Linked DNA regions of Homo sapiens: regions 1, 2 and 3 are each linked to region 4. A link is a loop called in an ENCODE intact Hi-C map of the cell type or tissue named here. Cell type or tissue: gastrocnemius medialis. All regions are shown on one strand.

What was found. Peaks named below come from ENCODE experiments on the same cell type or tissue, not always from the same donor. Only the 100,000 strongest peaks of a DNase experiment are listed, where the experiment ranks them.
Region 1: a loop joins it to region 4, with 3.0 times the contacts of the local background. A loop is called at or near these places in 7 of 110 quality-filtered maps.
Region 2: it touches region 4 in a loop (13-fold over the local background); 4 of 110 quality-filtered maps call a loop at or near these places.
Region 3: it touches region 4 in a loop (7-fold over the local background); 8 of 110 quality-filtered maps call a loop at or near these places.

The regions. Positions count from the first base shown.
Region 1 is chr3:17,189,074-17,194,073 of GRCh38, forward strand. All of the region lies in intron 19 of TBC1D5 (TBC1 domain family member 5), which reads right to left. Among named protein-coding and RNA genes, the nearest start is that of PLCL2-AS1, 140 kb to the left of the region's middle. In gastrocnemius medialis, no CTCF peak of the experiment used is centred here; DNase peaks (open chromatin) are centred at 1,768 and 2,798; H3K4me3 peaks cover 574 bases; H3K27ac peaks cover 4,728 bases.
Region 2 is chr3:17,231,666-17,236,665 of GRCh38, forward strand. It overlaps TBC1D5 (TBC1 domain family member 5), which reads right to left. Exons shown (of 23, transcript NM_001349074.2): 18 at 2,020-2,085. Among named protein-coding and RNA genes, the nearest start is that of PLCL2-AS1, 180 kb to the left of the region's middle. RefSeq lists enhancers at 272-566, 941-1,010, 2,010-2,079. In gastrocnemius medialis, a CTCF peak has its summit at 1,917; no DNase peak of the experiment used is centred here; H3K27ac peaks cover 2,408 bases.
Region 3 is chr3:17,086,962-17,091,961 of GRCh38, forward strand. It overlaps PLCL2 (phospholipase C like 2), which reads left to right. Exons shown (of 6, transcript NM_001144382.2): 6 at 2,772-3,643. The coding sequence ends at 2,951. Among named protein-coding and RNA genes, the nearest start is that of PLCL2-AS1, 35 kb to the left of the region's middle. In gastrocnemius medialis, no CTCF peak of the experiment used is centred here; DNase peaks (open chromatin) are centred at 1,290, 2,200 and 3,836; H3K4me3 peaks cover 1,542 bases; H3K27ac peaks cover 5,000 bases.
Region 4 is chr3:17,138,712-17,143,711 of GRCh38, forward strand. No RefSeq gene overlaps it. Among named protein-coding and RNA genes, the nearest start is that of PLCL2-AS1, 87 kb to the left of the region's middle. In gastrocnemius medialis, a CTCF peak has its summit at 2,584; DNase peaks (open chromatin) are centred at 2,120 and 2,590; H3K4me3 peaks cover 481 bases; H3K27ac peaks cover 2,206 bases.

The DNA of each region.
Region 1 (5,000 bases), 50 kb after region 4:
TTAATTCCTTGGTCTACTCAACCCCACCTGGCAGGATCGGGGGAGAACAAAATGAGAACATATGGAGAACACAGCATCTGGCACAGAGCAGACACTCAATAAAGGTAATTATTCTTTCTTTAAAAAAATTTTTTTATAATCAAGTTAAGACAGTGAAATGGATTTAAATACAAAGTTTTATGATTCACTGTTGGAAAACATTAGTTTCTGGCTTTAAAACCTTTATGTAGCTTAGCCCAGAAAGATTAATTAAAGCTTAAGAGCCCATCACCGTCTTAAGCATGGGATAGCAAACTAATGTACAAGGCAAGAAATTGATAGAGGAGGATAAAGTTGGGCCACCTGTAGACTACAATGTGCAACATCACCAATTGTAATTGGTGCCCTATAGCAAAGGACCAGAAGATGAGGGCCACTCTATAAGAAGAGAAAAATAACTAGCATCAAATCCCTTCATATTGATTGTAATACGCCAGACACTGAGCTTTGCTGTATTAACATGTTTACTCTTCACACAAACTTCTGAGGTATATTCTCTCATTATCTCCGACATAAAATATGGCCTACTCCTCTGTAAGCCACAGTCTCTGGAAGTGTATGCTAAGGTTTAGATAGCTCTTTGAGAACCCAAGTCACTTGGCCTGCTACTCTCATTTCTTCCCTGTGTACACATCCCTTCCTATGCTCCATTACCATGGTCCTTCCCATGAATAATCCCATATTTCAGTTTCCTTTACCTGAGATTCACCAGCTGTAATGCTGAGCCCTAATGCCAAATTGCTTATTAAATTGTTTTCCTTCAAAAACATTCAGATATGATTGGCTGTATTGTTTTGTTGTTTGTTGAATGATTTTCTTTTTGACTAAATAATCTGAAGAAATTGTTTTTTGAATTTGCTTTTTAATAAGTGGTGTTTCTATCATTCTGCCCCAAATAGTTGATGCATCATTAGACTTCTATTGAAATGTTAGGTATCTCAGCTGTTTAAATTTAATATGTCAATTTTATTAATTAATTCAATGTAGTCCTGCTATTTCTTTGTTAAAAAGAGGATAAACTTTCATAGTTTATTATTCATTCATATATTAATTTTTTCAAAAGTGATGTTTGTTTGCATTGTGTTAGGCCTTGTGAGAAATACAATAATGACTAAAACATGGCCACTGAAAAAGTTTAGAGGATGGTCAAACCTGTACAGAAAGCCAAGAGAGGTACAAGATAAGTTCTGTAGAAGAGACGTGAGAGAGGACTCCTTACAATTCTGGAAAGGGAAGATGATTTCAATTTGTGTATGTGGAAAGGAAAGGAGGTTTTCTAGTGTTTTTGAGGGGTCCTGAAGAAGGAGAGTCTTGGCTTAGACAAAATAATAAGGAAAGATGTTTTAGGAGGCAGGAAAGTATGGCACCTAGGCAACCAGGCAGTCACTGAGCTGAGCCAGAACATGGGGATAGTACGAGCTGAGGTTCAGCAGAAAGGCTTCCCTTCCTCTTCTGTTCATCCCTGTTGCATTTTCACTTCACATAATTATGTTTTCGGGGTTGGGGTTTGACATGCAGACTACTGTGGCCACTGCCCCCAACACACACCATGCTGACAGATTATTATACAGGCTGCAGTGGTGTTTCTGTCCATGGACTAATTCAAACTCCAGGGGAATAGTGAGGCAGGAATGGCACTGAGGTGGAGTTCTGCTTAGCTTCTAAGTGGGTGTCCTCAGATCACAAGAGAAGCAGACAAGGGAACCAACACTAACTGTAGGCAGCAGGAACAGGCTAAATATAGCAACCAGAAGACAGGAAAGACGCCCAGTCTTTCTTGAGCAGATGGGTGAACAAGAAGTGGGAAGTAAAGGAAACGGAAAGTCTCAAGGAGAAAAAGTGGAAAGGCCACGGATGTTCGGAGGAAGCTGTGGTGTACACAAGGGCAAAACACATACACGGTGTGAATGAAATCCAAGTCAGAAGCATATGGTATCAGCAGAGGAAGATACCACCAGAAAAAATAGAAGAAGAGCACAAAGAAGACTTTTTAAGAGTATTAAAATAAGTGGTATGAGGTGTGAAGCTGTGCAGCCATACTGGTGAACAAGCTGGAATATAAATCACAAGCCTTAAAATCAGTATATACTAGGCTTGACACTTACCTTCTCTGTGATTCTGACCAGATAGCAAAGTTCTTTGAGCCTCAGTTTCCTGTTTACAAAATGGTGATAATAATAGTTTCTACCTCATGTGCTTGTTGGAGGACTGGATTTGAATTACATTAGGTTTTCCAGATTAAATACTTTGCACAGTGCTTAGGACATGGTAAACACTCAATAAATGTGAATTTTATTGTCTCTGAATTTTAATACAATCCTAGAAAGTTATTTCAAAGGATTATGAATGCATGCAAGAATAACTCCCAGGATATTCATCACACATTCAATGGCAACATGCACACATATGGGCATAGGCACCTCACAGAAATCCTAAATGTCTAATGATGGGTGATTTGGGTAACTTGTGGAACATTTATAAACAGTATGCTATGCAAACCTTATTTTTTATTTATTTTTTTTGAGACAGAGTCTCGCTCTGTTGCCCAGGCTGGAGTGCAGTGGTGTGATCTTGGCTCACTGCAACCTCTGCCTCCCACGTTCAGGCGATTCTCCTGCCTCAGCCTCCCAAGTAGCTGGGATTACAGGCACCTGCTACCACACCCGGCTTTTTTTTTTTAAATATATTTTTAGTAGAGATGGGGTTTCACTATGTTGGTCAGGCTGGTCACAAACTCCTGCCCTCAAGTGATCCGCCTGCTTCAGCCTCTCAAAGTGCTGGGATTATAGGCATGAGTCATCGCACCCAACTTATGCAACCTTTAAAATGTATTTATAGGAGAACATTTAAGAACGACATATCACATACTAATTGGGAAAACAGGTTACAAAGTAGTAGGTAAACAATGATTCTGATTTCAAAAAATATATATATATGCATAGAAAAAAATAATGGATAGTCCCCAAATAGTTTATATTGGTTTCTTTCAAATGGTGGAATTATGGGTGATTTTTTCTCTCCTTTTTGCTAATTTTCGGTGGATTTTCTACAATGAAATTGGATCATATTTTTGTAATAAGAAAATCAAATAATGCAAATAACATAATAGAGAAGAAAAAAGTGAAAGGTGATTGCCAAGGAGAAAAAAGACATAACTGATTCCAAATCAAACTCCAAGTAATATTCTATACTCTAAACAAATCTGTATTCTAAACGACACTAAATAGAGAAACTTCTATGAAATAAATTGTAAAAAAAAAAAAAGGTAAATAATTAGCATATTTTGTCCCATGTGCAAACCTGGAGTAGTATAGCATTCTTATGGTAAAGGGCTTCCTTCTATATGATTAAAATGAGAACGTTAGTGGATGCTGCTCTTTATGGGTTGCCTAGAAATAACGTGATTCTTAAAGATATTTTAAAAATAAAGATGCTTACAAAATCCCCCAGTAAATAGCAGTTCCCATTTTTGGACAGGATGTAAACAAACAAGTTAAATGTAAATGGAAATGGCCTTTAGAAATTTTGAACTGAAATTCAAAGCTCAAGATGTCACATTTATGCTATCCAATTATATCATTTCAGAACTGGAAATGTCTTTAGAGATCATTTATTTCAACCCCTTCTTGTTTACAAATAAAGCAGCTTTTGTATGGCCAGGTAGCTGGGCAAGTAGCAGAAATCCCACTGGTAGGCTTCCTTGTTTTTCAGCCACTGAAGCACTGCGGTGTCCCACCGCTGACGTCCTCACTACCAGGGAACACTGGATTTGTCCCGACAGGATGGGTTTTCATAACAATCACTGAGCCCTTTTCCTTCTACCCCACATCCTCCTGTACTAGCAGTGCTCCTTCCTGACTATTGAAGGCTACAGCAAAGTCACTAAAACCTAAACTCCACAGGATTTTGTATCACTTTTCACTCCTTTAGTTTCCCCCAGAAACTTGGATAAAACCTCTACATTAAACAATACTGACTCCTTATAATTTATAAAGTTAAAAATTGCCTGTGATAAAATTGGGGTGGCCCGGTGAGGCATGAGTCAGGCTTTCTCCAGCCCAGAGCTCCTCGCTGATTGTGCTGCTTCAGCTGGCTCTAATAGATAGTGATCATTCAAACCCCTTCTCTTCAGGAGCCCAACAGGGGCTGCAGGGCAAGACCACAAGGTCAAGTATAGGGAGAAACCTTTATTTTTCCCTGCAAAAATTTTCTCTACCAAATTGCTACTTGACTTATAGCATATCCCTAGAATTGACAAATTACATATCAACTTCACATTCTCTTCATTGGTTTACATGCGAAGAGTTTCAAATCTCTTTTTGAAGTCAGGTGTTGGCAGGTTAAAATAATTAATTCAGATCACATGCTTGCCGTGGGTGCGACATATGGGGTATGGATTACAAATATTTTAAAAATAGTGCATGTAAGGTTCACAAAATTAAGGGAAAGAAATTTCCCTTTATATTCAGCTGTTGCTTATAAGTTTTATTGAGGGACTAAAAAAGATCTTCATTTCTTACCCCTTTTTATTCTTCGGGTCTACCTGATAAGGCAGAAATTCTTCATTGCCCAGTTATGACTAATAACTTCTTTTGTAGATAGCGCTAACCACAGACTCTATTTCCCTCAGTTTTCTAATTTGTAAAATAGGAAGCAATTCTAGCAGTGACCTTATAGCGTTGCTTGAGGATTAAAATAGCTAATACATGTAAAATGCTTAGAACAGAGGACACACTTACAGAAGGTGTTCTATAACTATTAGCACTTAGCCACCATTTACAAGGAGAACATGCTCACACTAGGATATATTTGAAGCTTGCTTTATATGTAGAAAATCTCATTCCTTATTTGGTATTCAATTAATGTTATTAATATCAATTTTTTCGATCTTTAATATGAATAAAAATCAGCTGGGGATCTTGTTAAAATGCAGAGTCTGATTTAGTAGGTCTGGGTTGGGG
Region 2 (5,000 bases), 93 kb after region 4:
ATTTTGGTTTACTTCTACTTCCCCTTGCTTCTTGGTACTCTTCAGGGAATATGTTGAGGAAGACAAAAAGTGACTTCCCCAAATCAGGTAGGTGTACTCTCATTGTCTATCATTGTCAAAATCATCACCACAGACTAAAAGCTGTTTATTTGTGATTCACATCTATTAAAGTAGCTGGAACTTTCCTTATCAGACTGATACAATCTCTGCTAGGGTATGGGAGGCAGAGGTGATTCTGAATAGGGTATCTAGTAAAAGAGCTGGTTCCCGACTATGTAGGCTTAACTGGGTCACCTAAAGCAAAGGTAATGCCCAACCAACCAGGTAAAGCTGTAAGGAAAGCCAAGGGACCAGTGAAAACAGAGCTTGACACAGCAGCAGGCACTCAATAAATACTTGTTGAATAAACAAATGAGATAATTCTACTTATATAACACGAGGTATTTGAACAAAACAATATAACCTCCCTCTTTGAAGTTCTAGTTAAACAGTTACGTTACTCCTGTGGCTCTGGTTTGTAGGAAAAAAACTGGATTTATTAATAGCATAGAAGCAGAAGTCAGAATAAGCAAGCCAACTCTTAGCTTTTCTTTCCATAGGTATAAATTGGGCTCCATATCCTATGTCTTGCAGAGAAGCCAAAGATCTACTCTGTAGCAATTAATGTTGGGACAACAACACACATGTTAAAAAGTTGTCTGTGGGGCTCAGAATTTAATTTTAGAAAACAAATTTAAGTCTTGTAAATTCTCTCCATATCAGATGATCACATTAACATTCATCTCAGTGCAAAGCTAAAGAGAAATCATGTAGACATTATCTGCCTTTCCTCTTGTCCATGCTATTATACCCTTCTATTATGTAGATCATTTAACAGACAGCAAGAGTGAACAGCTCTTCATGGAATCCCTGAGCTAGAAAAGCCCTTGAAGTTCATCTGGTTCAATTACCAGAATACCTCCAGAAACTATACCTGTGAGACACAGAACTATATATAGAAGTGAAAGCTTACTCCTCTATTGCCACAATGTGGTGGGTTTTTGTTTTTTAAGTTAACCCAATACATCAATCTCTTAATCACAACCCATTCTTTTCTGTTCCACCCCCCCTAAAAAAATGGATAATATGAGGACATATCATTATTAAAACAGTATTTTAATACTACTAGCATCACTATATTATGTGGTATTTTAAATTAAGAAAAACATGGTATGGATTTTAATTAATACTGCTATCATTTTAGTCTGAATTTGAATAGAAGATTCTTAAAGTTACTCTAGGCTTCCATTTAACACAGAAATCCTCTCTATCGCATATTTCATCTAAAAGACTGCATAATAAAAGATTAATGCAGCCACTTTAAGTATTTATATGTTTTAAAATTGCATAGGAGGTAGATGATCACTTTTTGTATTTATTTAAAAACTATATTTTCTATATTTTGAACAAATGGATATGATATTTAAACATTCTTTTTTTAAAACCATTGCCAGTTACCATAAATGAAGATTTGCTACACTGTACTTTAATTGTGTTAACATAATGCGTAATTCAAAGGCAATACTTAAAAACATTTCAAAATCAGGTTGTAATTATTTCAGGCAAAATGTAAGTATTTCTGGCTAATCGTAGCACATAAGATGTCTATTTTCAGAACTAATTGGTCAAATACTGTCACAGAGCACCAGTGTAACAAAAAGAACACCTCAGTGTGAGCTGGCACACAAAGTATACTATGTTATAATAACCACAAAATACAGGGTGAATCATATTTTGCAAAGAGGCTTGTGCACACCTAATAGAAAACCCACATCACAGCCATATTCGGCATCACCAAGGTATGACATGAGAGGGGACTTTTGTTCTTAACAATAGTGCCACTCAGTGGCTGAACAATGGTAGTGAATTGAAAACAGTATGAATGGAGGGTGGGCAAAAAGAAAAATGGAGTTTTGGAGTAGGCAATGATAATACTGTAGGCAAAGAAAAAGAAACACTATGTTGTTATGGTAACTGTACCTTGGAGGTCAGTTAGAGTCTGGACAGGAACAGAAACCTGAGCATCGCTTCCTGTAACTACATCGCCTGGATTTCATAAGAAAAAATAATTAGATTTCATAAAAAGGAAATAATCAACTTCACTTTTCTTTTATACTGAATGTTCTAATACTTTAATCAAATTACTAAAAATATAGTACAAAAGAAAATAATGCACAAGCTTAGAAAAATATAAAATATTTTCAAAGAAAATAATCTTTAAGAGCATGTTTTCTAGAAATGTTTTGTGTTTGTTTTTCTTAAAGAAAACACAAACAAGTTTCAACTAGAGTATAGGAAACTTCAGCAATCAAAAGATTTTGCTGAGCATATTTCATGATGCTACAAATATTAGTGTGATTTTATATTTTCCCTTTCATCCAAAAGTAAGTTATATGTCATTTATTTAAAAATAGGCATTCTTTTGAAATTGATTTCCTCCTATATCAGACAAAATTTATTTTTAACTAACTTGAAACCAACTTCTTCAGTGATAAGATAAAGTCCTCAATAAGTTCTAATTTCACATTAAGTAATGAAAAGATTTAAGTTACCACATGTACTTATAAATGTCAACATGTAAAAATAAACCTGTGAACTGCATACCCTTCACTTGATATACTTATTGTAGGCAAGATTTCATTTACAAATTGGACTTATAGTAAGTGCTTAAAATAATGACATGTTCAAATTAAAAAAGCAATTTAAAATATAGACAAAGGAAACAGGAAAAAAAAAAAACCAAGTGCATTTTAAGAACATAAGAAAGGAAAAGGAGCATAACAGGAAATCTCATGAAGAACCTGAGGTGCACTAACATTTGGAAGGAAGACTTTTTGGTTCTTTGATTTCCTTCCTGGATGACAAAGTTCAACACTAAGCACAGTCACTGTCAACAGAATCATTCTCTGGATATATCACCATCTGAAGGCCTATGCTATTTTCAGACTAACAGGCTAAAGAAAAAAGCATTTTAAAAAAGCATCATATTTTCTATGCATGATCATTTATGATTAATTGACTTGTTTCCCCTTGAGCTTTTATATAATATATACAGTAGTAAAAAAAATCAACTTTTGAGTTAAATGACATATCCTCAGTGTTCTGACCACTATGACTTACAGCATGGCCAGCTAATCCGGAAACTGTTAAGTTGTAATTATACCATCATCATCAATTAACAGTACACACATTTAGTCTCCTATAATTGAAATAAAATCTATAAATAGGAACATACCACAAACAAGTGATAAACAGCTTTTAGTGGAAATGGGCCCCAGATTTTCATAGTATATGTACTCTAAATTCACTGATAATGGCGTGCCTACTTTCTGTATCTTTGAAGGAGATTTTCAATTCTGTGCCTGCTACCTGTTTTACTCTGCTGCTTCTAGATCACTTATTAATGTATAGAGACTGACAACTCATTTTAACATTAAATATCACCAAAACAATTACAGGGAACATCTGGGCTGCTCCTTCACTATCCTACCCCAACACAAAGACAAACTACAGAATGTACTTCAAGCAACACATGTGAGTTTGGATTACAAACACAACTGTCCCCCTATCTAAGCATACAAGCACAAGTAATTGAAAGTTAACTGATTATGAAAACCATAAACAGTTTCATCTTTATAAACAACCATTTTTCAACATAACTTTCAAATTTTCCAGCAGAGTACACTAAAAAGACTATTACATTATCTTTCCTCAAAGGCACTAAGTAGATGACTCTGTTCTGAGAGAGAAATCACTTCACAACACAAGCCTCCTGACAGGCTGAATATTGTGTTCACTGATCTATGGGACCAGGTGATATGCTTGCAGCTTTCAGTGTGACAGCACAGCAGGATACATGTGGGAAATACCAGCATAAAGAACCAATGTTGGAGAAGTATTTTTCACTGTAGAGTTAATACATATTCTACCAAAACAACCATAGATTTTTAGAGGTGGGAGACTCTCCAGGGATTAGCCCAAATCTCTTATTTCAGGGTGAGGAAAGAAGAGGGTCAGAGAGCTTCAGGGTGTTGCTTAGGGCTCATCAATGGATGAATAGAGAAGAGCAGCAAACTACACTATCTTCTATCGTCTACTTCCACAAACCGTTCTCTTTGCCTTTTGTTTTATCCATACCTTTGTGAGGGAAGGAGCATTAGCAGGAACATTTATCATTAATCTGAAGGTAAACAAATTTTTGTTTTTTTTTTTTGGTAGATTGACATGAGAAGAACAAAACACAAGTACAAATATAGAAGGGTTGCCAAACAAGGCTACTTCCTTTCAGCACAGGGATCAGTTAAAATGCCCTAGTGATAATCATGTTCCAAATACTTTGCTTAAGTGCTCTGTTGTCTCCTTATAACTGGGGACTTGGTTTTCATCAATTGTTCCATCTCCATGCACTTCCTTTCTCACTTACTGTGATATTAATACTTGACATTTCCTTGGAGACAAAACTTTATATTTCTAGTCATTTGGCTTAGTTCCTCAGAAAATTTAAGCTACAACATTAAGAGATTCTCTGACTCATTTGCCTGCCATCAGTTAGAATTACAACTGACTACAGCTTGTTATCAAAGCAATATTGAAATCGTATTTGTTTAGAACAATAAAACAGTACAATTAAGAAATATGTAAAATAACATTCATTTCCATTCTGGAAATGGGTATATCTCCTGGCATTAAAATACATTTACAATATGCTAATGCTTTGGTCTCTTTTTTTAAAAAAATGTGTGACAGCTCTACGTTAAAAAGAAAATAATGTAATTTTCAACGAGATTTTTTTTTTTTTTTGAGATGGAGTCTGGCTCTGTTGCCAGGCTGGAGTGCAGTGGCACGATCTTGGCTCACTGCAACCTCCGCCTCCTAGGTTCAAATGATTCTCCTGCCTCAGTCTCCTGAGTAGCTGGGACTACCGGCATGCACCACCATGCCCAGCTAATTTTTGTATTTTT
Region 3 (5,000 bases), 52 kb before region 4:
ATCTATTACAGTAGCCAAAATACAAAACTAACATCACCAAATGCTGGCGAGGATGTGAAACAACAGGAACTTTCATTTATGCTGGTGGAAATGCAAAATGGTGCAGACAATTTGGAAGAAACTGTCAAACTATCTGTAGTTCTTACAGAACTAAACATACTCTTACCATATGATCCAGCGATCATACCCCTTGGAATGTACCTAAATGAATTGGAAACTTATGTCAACACAAAAATCTGCATACAGATGCTTATAGCAGAGTTATTTTTAATTGCCAAAATTTGGAAGCAACATAGATGTCCTGAAGTAAATGAATGGATAAATAAACTGCAGTGCATCCAGACAATGGAATATTATTCAGCACTAAAAAGATATGAGCTATCAAGCCATGAGACGACATGGAGGAAATTTAAATGCATATTACTAAGCGAAAGAAGCCAATCCAAAAAGGCTACACACTGTGTTTCCAACTAGACGACATTGTTGAAAAGGCAGAACTGTGGAGACAATAAAAAGATCAATGGTTGCCAGGGGTTGGGAGTGGGGAAGGATGACTAGCAAAGCACAGAGGAATTTTAGGGTGGTGGAACTATTCTGCATGATCGTGTAAGGGTAGATAGATGTTGTTATACATTTTTCAAAACCCATGGAATACACAAAACCAAGGGTGAGCCCTAATTTAGGCAATAGACTTGAGGGGATGTGGCAACATAGGTTCATTGATTGTAACAAGTATACCACTGTGGTGCGGGATGTGGCTACTAGAGAAGGTTTGCGTAGGGAGGGAGCGTAAGGGAACTCTCTGTGGTTTCTGCTCTGTTTTGCTGTGAACCTAAAACTGTCCTAAAAATTAAAGTTTATTAATTTTAAAAAATAATATTTGGAGTTTTAAAACACAAAGACTAGTTAGTCTATTAAAACTGTGAATGTGTGTAGCAATTCTGCTTGTGAAGGGAAATACACTATTTAACATGAAATTATACTCCTGACACAATATGCTATATATACAAAGACCTCATAACTAGTAAATTTTCAACATGTGAGTTCAGTGACTAGTAAGAATGAATAAAAATGAAGCTCCTTTAGTTAATCTACGCAAGGGAACATCTATTTATAGTTACTAATTAAAGGACTCTGTAAAGCAGGAAAACCATGCATGGTAAGTGGTAGGCAGCAAACTGTTCTGTGGATTTGGGCCTCATGACGGTTTAAAATTGCCTTGCAATTTGATCTCACCAGTGGCTGACATTTGACTATAGTCCATTTGCCAGCCAAGGTAAGTCCCTACCCATTGCTCTCTGCAGCTGGCCCCAAGCTCCTGCTGGACAGGAATGCCTTAAAGGGGACCCACACTGGGAGGCAGTTCAGAAAGAGGGAAAGGCGGAGGAGGTGTAAGTAGGACAAAGAAAAGTCAAACTACAGAGGAATCATAAAGAAAATAATAGAATAAATTGAGAACCCAAGGGGATGGGAAAAAATAGCAAGCAAGGAGAGTGAGAAAGAAGAAAAGGTAATAGTGTAAGTAGAAAAAACTGTTAGTGGAAGGCAGGTTAAATTTGGAAGGAAAAATAGAACAAAAAAGCAAAGTAGGAGTGTTGGAATTTACAGCAATAGAGCACCACATCATCTCTTCTGCTCGATAATTTTGGAATTGTTGGCTGATGCATTAGCCCAGTGGTTTTCAACTGGGGGTAGCTCACCCTCCCACTCAAGAGACAGTTAGCAATGTCTGCAAACATTAGGGTATGCTAGGGGTGCTGCTAAATATCTGAAAATACACAAGACAGCTCCCCACCTCCAAAGAATTCTCTGGTCCAAAATGTCAAGAGCAAAGAGGGTGACAAACTTCATTGGCCCATTGTCAGCACCGATTCCAGACTCCCAGTGACTGTGCTTCAATTCGCCCACTGTTTTCTGACCTATATCATGTTATACTGCATATAGATCAAGTTGATGGTCAGACCTCAGAAAAGAAATTAAAATTTGGCTGAGAAAGTATATCCAAAGTAGAAAATCCTTTGCTTCACTCTTTCTTTCAGCAAATGCTCAGTGAGGACCTGCTGCGTGCCCACGGCTGCCAGCACTTACCAAAGGCTGTGTGGGCTTCAGAGATGGAGAACAGATTAGTGGTTGCCAGGGTTTAGGGATGGTGGAGAGGAGGGGTGGGTGTGACTTCCTGGTGGTGCTGGTGCAGTGCTGTGCCTTGGTTGCCACGGTGGTTACGTGAACCCACACATGTGATGAAGTCACACAGAAGCATAGGCACACTTTGTACCCCCATCAGTGTCTTGGTTTTGATATTGTGCTATAGTTATGTGAGACATAACCATTGGGGGAAATTTGGGAAAGGGTATACAAGACCTCTCTGTACTATATTTGTATCCTTCTGTGAGTTTATACTTATTTCAAAATAAAAAGTTTTTTTTTTAATCAAACCTTAAAAGGGAAAAAACAAGATTGGCCAAACAACTAATGAAAGATGTAATTTTAACCAGGATAGACAGGAATAGTTCATGCACACAGAACCCCATGCAGATCTATAAATAGAAAGGGCCAGAAAGGCAGCATACTCTTGGAGTGTGGTGTTGAAACTGGGAAAACAAACTCACTTTTTATTAAAATTGACCTATTCAGATGCAGTGCCAATAAGAAATAATTATGCCTTCTTGTGGAATCAGAATACTTCTATTTCAGTGAAAGATAGATATTGTTGAAGTATAACACTAAGTTATGTCATATCTAATACTGTTTAATTGCATGTTTTGTTATAGGGACAAGCAGATCTTTTGAAATATGCTAAGAATGAGACATTGGAGAACCTGAAACAAATCCATTTTGCTGCTGTTTCATGTGGACTGAATAAACCAGGCACCGAAAATGCTGATGTCCAGAAGCCACGCCGGAGCTTGGAAGTCATACCCGAAAAAGCAAACGATGAAACTGGAGAATGAGGAAACTTACAATAAACCATTATGGAGTTTATAACTCTAGGACCAATTGTAGTCAGATGGGACATTTGCTTTGCACTCACTAATGAGAATAATATTCGGGATTTTAAAGCACAACTGGAATAGCTAATTACAGTCTATTAAAACTGTGAATGTATGTAGCAATCCTGCGTGTGAAGGCAAATAAACTCTTTAACAGGCAATTATATTGCTGGCCAAAATATGCTATATTTGTATACAAAGACATTCTAACTCAGTTCCAGTATGAAGAAAGATTATTCACTCTAGCTCCACTGAGAAACATTTTCCTAAGTGAAAACAATTTCTTAAGATGGAAATGGATTGGATTGTCAAATTATTATTTATTGGAGAAAAAAACCTGATCTACACATTTTTACTTATATGGGGTTGCCAGAGTCTCTGGGTTCTAGATGATTTTGGTGGCATGCTTGCTGAGCCATAATTACTAAAGAGAATGTAAGTGGACGGGTTCCCTGAATCCCCGGGGTCCTTGGAGAGCCATCGAGGAGAATGTGCAATTGGACTGAAGCTCCCTGGCTGAAGATACATGCCGAGTCAGCACATGGGTAGAGATGATGTAAAAGCAGCCAATCTGGAAACAATACATTGTAAATAGTTTTTCATTGTATGAAGTAGTGTTCACATTAAAAAGATGTTTTATGATATTTCTCCAATAGCAGTACATGTGTTTAATGAAGCCTTAACTTTTAAGATTTCTAGCTCAAAATATTCTACTCTTAAGTGTAGCCACTTACTTGAACAGCTTTGTCAAAAATAAGTTGCTTGTCGGGGCTGACCTTATTTTGCTTTTGGTAAGGTTTCAACAGCTTTAAGCAACAGCAGCTGACTGTAAAGTGAACCGAGATACCCACAGCTGCCCTCTTGATGCTTCTGAATTAGGTCTGTAGTAATGTGCACCTCAGAATCTGGCAAAGAGTAAGTCAAAAGTAGTTAGAGGGGCAGGAGAAGGTGTAGCTTTCCTCCAGTTCTACTGGCAACAAATTCCTTCAATTTATGTTTGTCTGAGAAAGTCTCTGTTTCTCCTTCACTTTTGAAAGATAATTTTCTGCCAGCTGAGTTTTTAATCCAAGCTTTTATTTTGCAAATCAGTGAGACTTCGTGCTTTCAAGATACTGAACACTGCAGCCTAATTACTGCTTCTCCCAAACCAAAACTGCTTTCAAATTTTGGAAGGGTAAATATTTACTCTAAATCTTCAACAATCCCTTCTTTTCTATTCATTGACTCAGGTATGTGAGCCAGATAAGTATATGTAATCTTCAGCTGAGTATCTTATTAGTGATTTCCTCACAGTTCAAGAGATGCTCAGGCGCTGTTGTTCATTTGTTTCTGTCCAGTCTCCTCAATATCCTCTTAAAAAAACAATTCTTTGCTCAGTTCTTGTCATTTGCATTCTAATAGTGTGCTTAAGTTAAGGTACGCCATCTCCACTGCCCTTCTCTGGATATAATTCGTTGGAAAATAAGCCTGTTCCTTGGATAATGTTGCTGTTCCCTGCACACCCAACTAACCACCAGCCAGTAGCTTAGGCCCTTAGCTCAGAAATGAACTCTACACGGGGTAAAAATGAATAGAAAATAGAGAACTAAAAGTAAACTTACAGAATGAGAAATGAAATAATGTATAACTTAGATTGTTAAAAATACTTAAACTTAGCTGGAAGTAAATAGCAATATTCAATTTAAAGTGAAAAATCCAGAAATCATGAAAAATTTCTATCTTTTAAAGTATAATGAAATTGAAAAAAATTCTACATTTCTAGTAATGACAGGCATTATCTAATATGTGATTTGAATAACTGATAGTAAGACACATGTAATTTATTGTAGTTTATACAGGCTTAGAGTCAACAATTTTATAATTGAAGGAGTCTGAGAGATCATTCAGTCCTACACTTTCTTTTTCAGATGCCAAAGTTGCAGATGAAAATAAAAAATGCATTGCCTGGTGTCAAAAAGTCTGTTAGAGGTAGTGTTGGTGCTGAACCCAGCCCGGGGTTTGCTCCACCTT
Region 4 (5,000 bases):
CTGGAGCCTTTCCCAGGCAAGCAGTGCCAGCAGCCCAAGCCATTCCCTGGCCCTGAGGGGGCCCCTTGTGCCTGAGGAGGAGAAGACAGAGCAGGGGACCAAGATCCATTCTTTCCTCTCCTAAGAGTCCTAGACACTCAGGGGACTTGTCTTGTCGGGGTTCCCCGGAAGCAGACTCTGAGACAAGGACTCAAATACAAGTAGCTAATCTAGAAGGTGATGCCCAAAAACTCTACCAGGTGTGGGGAGACAGGGAAGGGCAGGGCACTGTTTTCAAGCCCATCCGGGCTGCCAGCACCTGGAGTTTCTTCCTCCTCCCTGGGGAGCTCCTGGAGGTGGAGTAAAACCCTCTCATCAGTTACCCCAGCCAAGAGATGTGGTGGTAAGGATTTATCCACACTTCTCTCCTGCTTCTCCTCTCCTGTCAACTGGCTCTGTGCATTTTGGGCAGGGAGAAGCACTCCTGGGCAGCGGGTCCCAGTGTTTGCGGCACAGTCTTCTGAGTGCAGAGGTGGATGTCCATGAGCTCTGAGCCAAATTTGATCCATCAACAGATTCCACGGCCCTGGCCACGTGGTGGGTTCCTGTGCAGCCAAGTGACCTGAAGAGGGTCACTGGGTAAGGCTGAAAATGCAGCTAGTTTGGGTGCGTAGGGGACAGCCCACTTGTGGACTGACTTGCTGAGCTGGAGGGGCTGCTTTTCAATGAAGTCACATTGTTATGCAGCGATTTTGTCTTTGAATATTTCTTCCTGGGCAGAGGGCACAACAACTGTGGTATATTTTTTCAGGGCTGCAGGTGCAGGTGTTTGCATGGTTGGGCAGCAAACCAAAAGGAAGTCTCCCCTGGCCAAGGAGTTGGAAACAGACATGCAACCACATCGTTACGGACTGTGTGGTGCTGCCATGACCTGCAACATGGGTGCCCGTCCACCCAGCCCACGGCAGCACAGCCCACCTTGGCCTGTGTCTGTGACACAGCAGAAAACACTTAATCCCAGGCTCGGGGCAGCACTTGGTGCTGCTGGTGGACCTGCTCTTGCACAGCGAACCAGCCTTTGTTCCAACCCTGAAATCATTCTGCTGTCTCCTGGTCTGGACCTTCTGTGGCTCCAGGTTTCTTTATGCCGATTGTATTTGGAAGCATCCCTTTTCCTGGCCTCTTCGGGGTGACAGCTGTGTTGAGACAGACAGACACACACCACACACACACACACACACACACACACACACACACACACACACACACACACAGCACAGCCATTCCCCGATCAGGCAATGATGCACCGCGCATCCCTTTCCCTGTTTGCACTGCCTTTGCTGTGGAGCCCGGGGTCCTCTGTTGGGCCCTGAGAGGTGGACAAGGGGTCTTGGCGTTTCCCTGGAGACTCACCACGTGGTGGTGGGCAGCATTTGGTTGGCTCCTCACAGGGCCTCTGCTGCGCTGCAGAAGGTGAGGATGCTGGGGGCCCTGGTGTGGCCTTATTCTGGGGCATGCTTCTGGGGTGCAGTAGGGTGGGTGGGGCTTGCATTCCTGGCCATGACTCTAAAGCCTTTAACTTAATTTCTCAAAGCCCCTTCGGAGAAAGCCTTCTGGGGTTGGGATGTGGGGCTGGGTGAAAAGGGTCTTAGACTCATGAAGAGCTGTGTGCGTTTGATCTTTCCAGCAGTTCAAGAAGTTTGCCAGACATGAAAGGCTGGACGAGCCTGGTGATTAGATCCCTGTTCAGCCGCCAATGAGAGACTTTTGTTTTGTTTTGTTTTTTGTTTCAGATTTTGTCTTCCCCCACCGCCACCCCACTTTTTAGCTCTGTTTCTTTCTCTCTCGTCTCTGTGCGTCCGCATGTCTCTCTTTGTATGTCTCTGTATCTCTGTGTGTCTCTACTTATCTCTTTGTCTCTGTCTTTAAATGTCTCTGTCTCAGTATCTCTAAGGCTTTGTCTCTATTTCTCTCCTCCTCTCTCTGATGCTATCTCTCTGTGTCTATCACTGTCTCTCTCTGTCTCTCCCTTTCTGTCTCCCTCTCTAGCGCTCTGTTTCCTCTGTCTCTGCCTCTTTCTGGCCCAGTCCAGAGCCCTTGGCATGAGGACACGGGTGAGTCAGGGCTGGCTGCAATTGGACACCTCAGGGATACCAGCCAGTCCTGGTCCCTCTAAAGGGGAGCGATATGTGTACTTTCGGGGTGGTAGGGGGTGCGGGTAGTAATCTGGCGGTACATTCTGTCCCGGCCCCTTATAGGGAATTTACTCTCAGTTGGACCCACCTCCACCCTTACCCCCACCAGAGGGCTGTTCCTGGCAAAGCAGAGCAGCTTCACCATCAGGCACAGGACATGCCAGTTTCGAGAGACGTTTAGGATTTATGTGCAACCAATGAATAAGGCAAGTATTACATGGGACATTTGACTAGTTTATCTTGATCACTAAATGTCTAGGTGGTCACAAGACAACCTGACAGACGTTACTGGGAGAACTTGATATTTGGAGGTCACTTATATTTGAGCAAGGGTAGCATTCATGTTCACCTGCGCATTTGAGGGGCATGGGGACTGGTGTGCCCAGAGCCTGGAGGGCCCCCACGTGGCAGCCAAGGGAGGCTGAGGAGCCAGGTCAGTTTCCACAGCACTGGCTCCTCCTGGTCAGGGCAGACCTCTGCTGTCATAGCCTGAGCACCAAGGTGTGGCCCAGGAGAGGATCCATGGCTCTCTTGCCATCTGGCCCTGCTCCTAGGTGCTCACAAAAGTAATGACAGCAGAGGGGATGGGGCACATCCTGGGCACAGCGTGGGGGCTGATCCTCCCAGCCCAAGGCTCAGCAACCACAAAGGGCTGGGTCAGAACAAGCATGCGGTGTGTCGTCGGGTGTGAGGTGGAGGAAATGGCCATCTGTGGCCTGTGGAACTCAGATGGGCAAAGAGAACCCATGAAAGGCACCTGAGTGGTGGGTGACATGAGCAAATAATGTCTCTGTAGAAAGGCAAACCCGGCAGCTCTGCACTGGGTGCATAGAATTAGAGGCATGACAGGCCCTGGAAAAGAGACTGATCTATGAAATGCAGCCTCCAAGCGCAGATCTGATCTGAGAGGATCCGCAACTCCATGACCCTGCAGCTTGGTAGTGTGTGCACCTGTGTGTGTGTGCATGTGCATGTGTGTGCATGCGTGTGTATGCATGTTTGTGTGTGTGCATGCATGTGTTTGTGTGTGTGCATGCATGTGCGCATGTGTGTTCTGACTTGTGTCTTCCACTAAACTTCCATCTTTGACCACTCCCCTTCCCTCCCTGCTCCTTCCTGCAAATCCACTCCTGGGAGACCCTGAAGAAAGGGTGGGCAAATAACATGGAGCTAAATCTTTCAAAGCTGGGGGAGGGAATGGGGTCAGAAGACTGGTGCCAATCAACCTTCTTTCCCCCACCCATGAAAGTGACCAATTAAGAGATTCAGCAAATCCCACAGGTGCTTGTTCATGCATCAGCCGTGTTCACAACAGCCCATAAACTCCTCAATTGTTCAGACCAGCTATGGTACATCCACACACCGGCATGCCACTAGTGATGAAAAGGAGCTGTTTTCATAGCAGTTGAGGACCCTGCGGGACTCTATTCCTGAGCAGTTCTGCAACCGGCTAAAGGCTCCTGGCAATAGAACACACATCAGTGGTTGCCTTGGGGGAGGCCAGGACTTGGGGGGACCTGAGAGAGTTTTCTGGGATGATGGAATATTCTGTATCTTGACGGTGTGGTGTTTACACAGGTGACAACATCTGTCAGAAATCAATGGGTTGAGCCTTTAATATCTACCTTATTGTATGTAAATTCTAATTCAAGAAAATAAAATAGGCTGCCAATTCAGAAAAAGAAAGAAAAAAGAGGGAGCAGGAGGCATAGGATGTGGCCTGACTTCTCGAGGGTCCCTTGGGGTAAATACAGACACCCACCAGACCCACATCAGGCCTAGCGAACGCGGAGCCGCTGCCTGAAGGGGTGGGCTCCTTACCTTGAGCCCCTGCGTGCCTCACTGGCTCACCCCGTCCAGCCCTGCTGTGGGCTCCACGGACAGAGCTTCCCAGGCGTTAAGAGAGGCATGCATCCCGATTTTCATGTGCAATCTCTGTTTTTTAATATTGGCTGCAAACACCTAAATTTCAAAACATGAAGTGGTCCTCAAAGACCACATCAGGCCCTCTTGCCACTTTACCCCCTTATCCTTAAAAGTTTTGTCCTCGAGAGTGTTTCAGATGGCCTCAGAGCTGCTGGAGGTTCCCTTGTGTTTTGAGCACACCACAAATTCCTGATGTTCTTTGATTCAACTGACCAAGTGAGCAGGCTGGGGCCAGGTCAGGAAGAGGCCATCTTGGGCCAAGCTGAGAGGAATGGGTGCAGTGGGGGTAGGAAGGGGTCCTGTGGGAGAGAATCCAAGAAGGAACGTCCTCCCTGAGATGAAATGTTTACTGGTGTGATTCTTGTGCCGCAGGTTGGGAGAAGGGACCAAGGCTCAGGTTCGACTGGATGCCAGTCTCCCAGTGGGTCACCCTGGGTTTGGATCTGTGTCCCCGCTCAAATCTCATGTCCAGTTGTAATCGCCAGTGTTGGAGGTGGGGCCTGGTGGGAGGTGATTGGATCATGGGGGTGGATCCTTCATGAACGGGTTTGCCCCATCCCCTGTGGTGCTGTTCTCCTGATAGAGTTCTCAGGAGACCTTGTTGAGTGTGTAGCACCTCCTCCTTCTCTCTGTCTGCTGATCCCACCATGGGAAGAAGTGCCTGCTTCCCCTTCGCCTTTCACCATGATTGTAAGTTTCCTGAGGCCTCCCCAGAAGTCGAGCAAATGCCAGCATCATGTTTCCTGTACAGCCTGTGGAACTGTGAGCCAATTAAACCTCTTTTCTTTATAAATTACCCATACTCAGGCCAGGCACAGTGGCTTGTGCTAGTAATCCCAGCACTTTGGGAGGCTGAGGTGGGTGGGTCACTTGAGCCCAGGAGTTTGAGACCGATCTGGC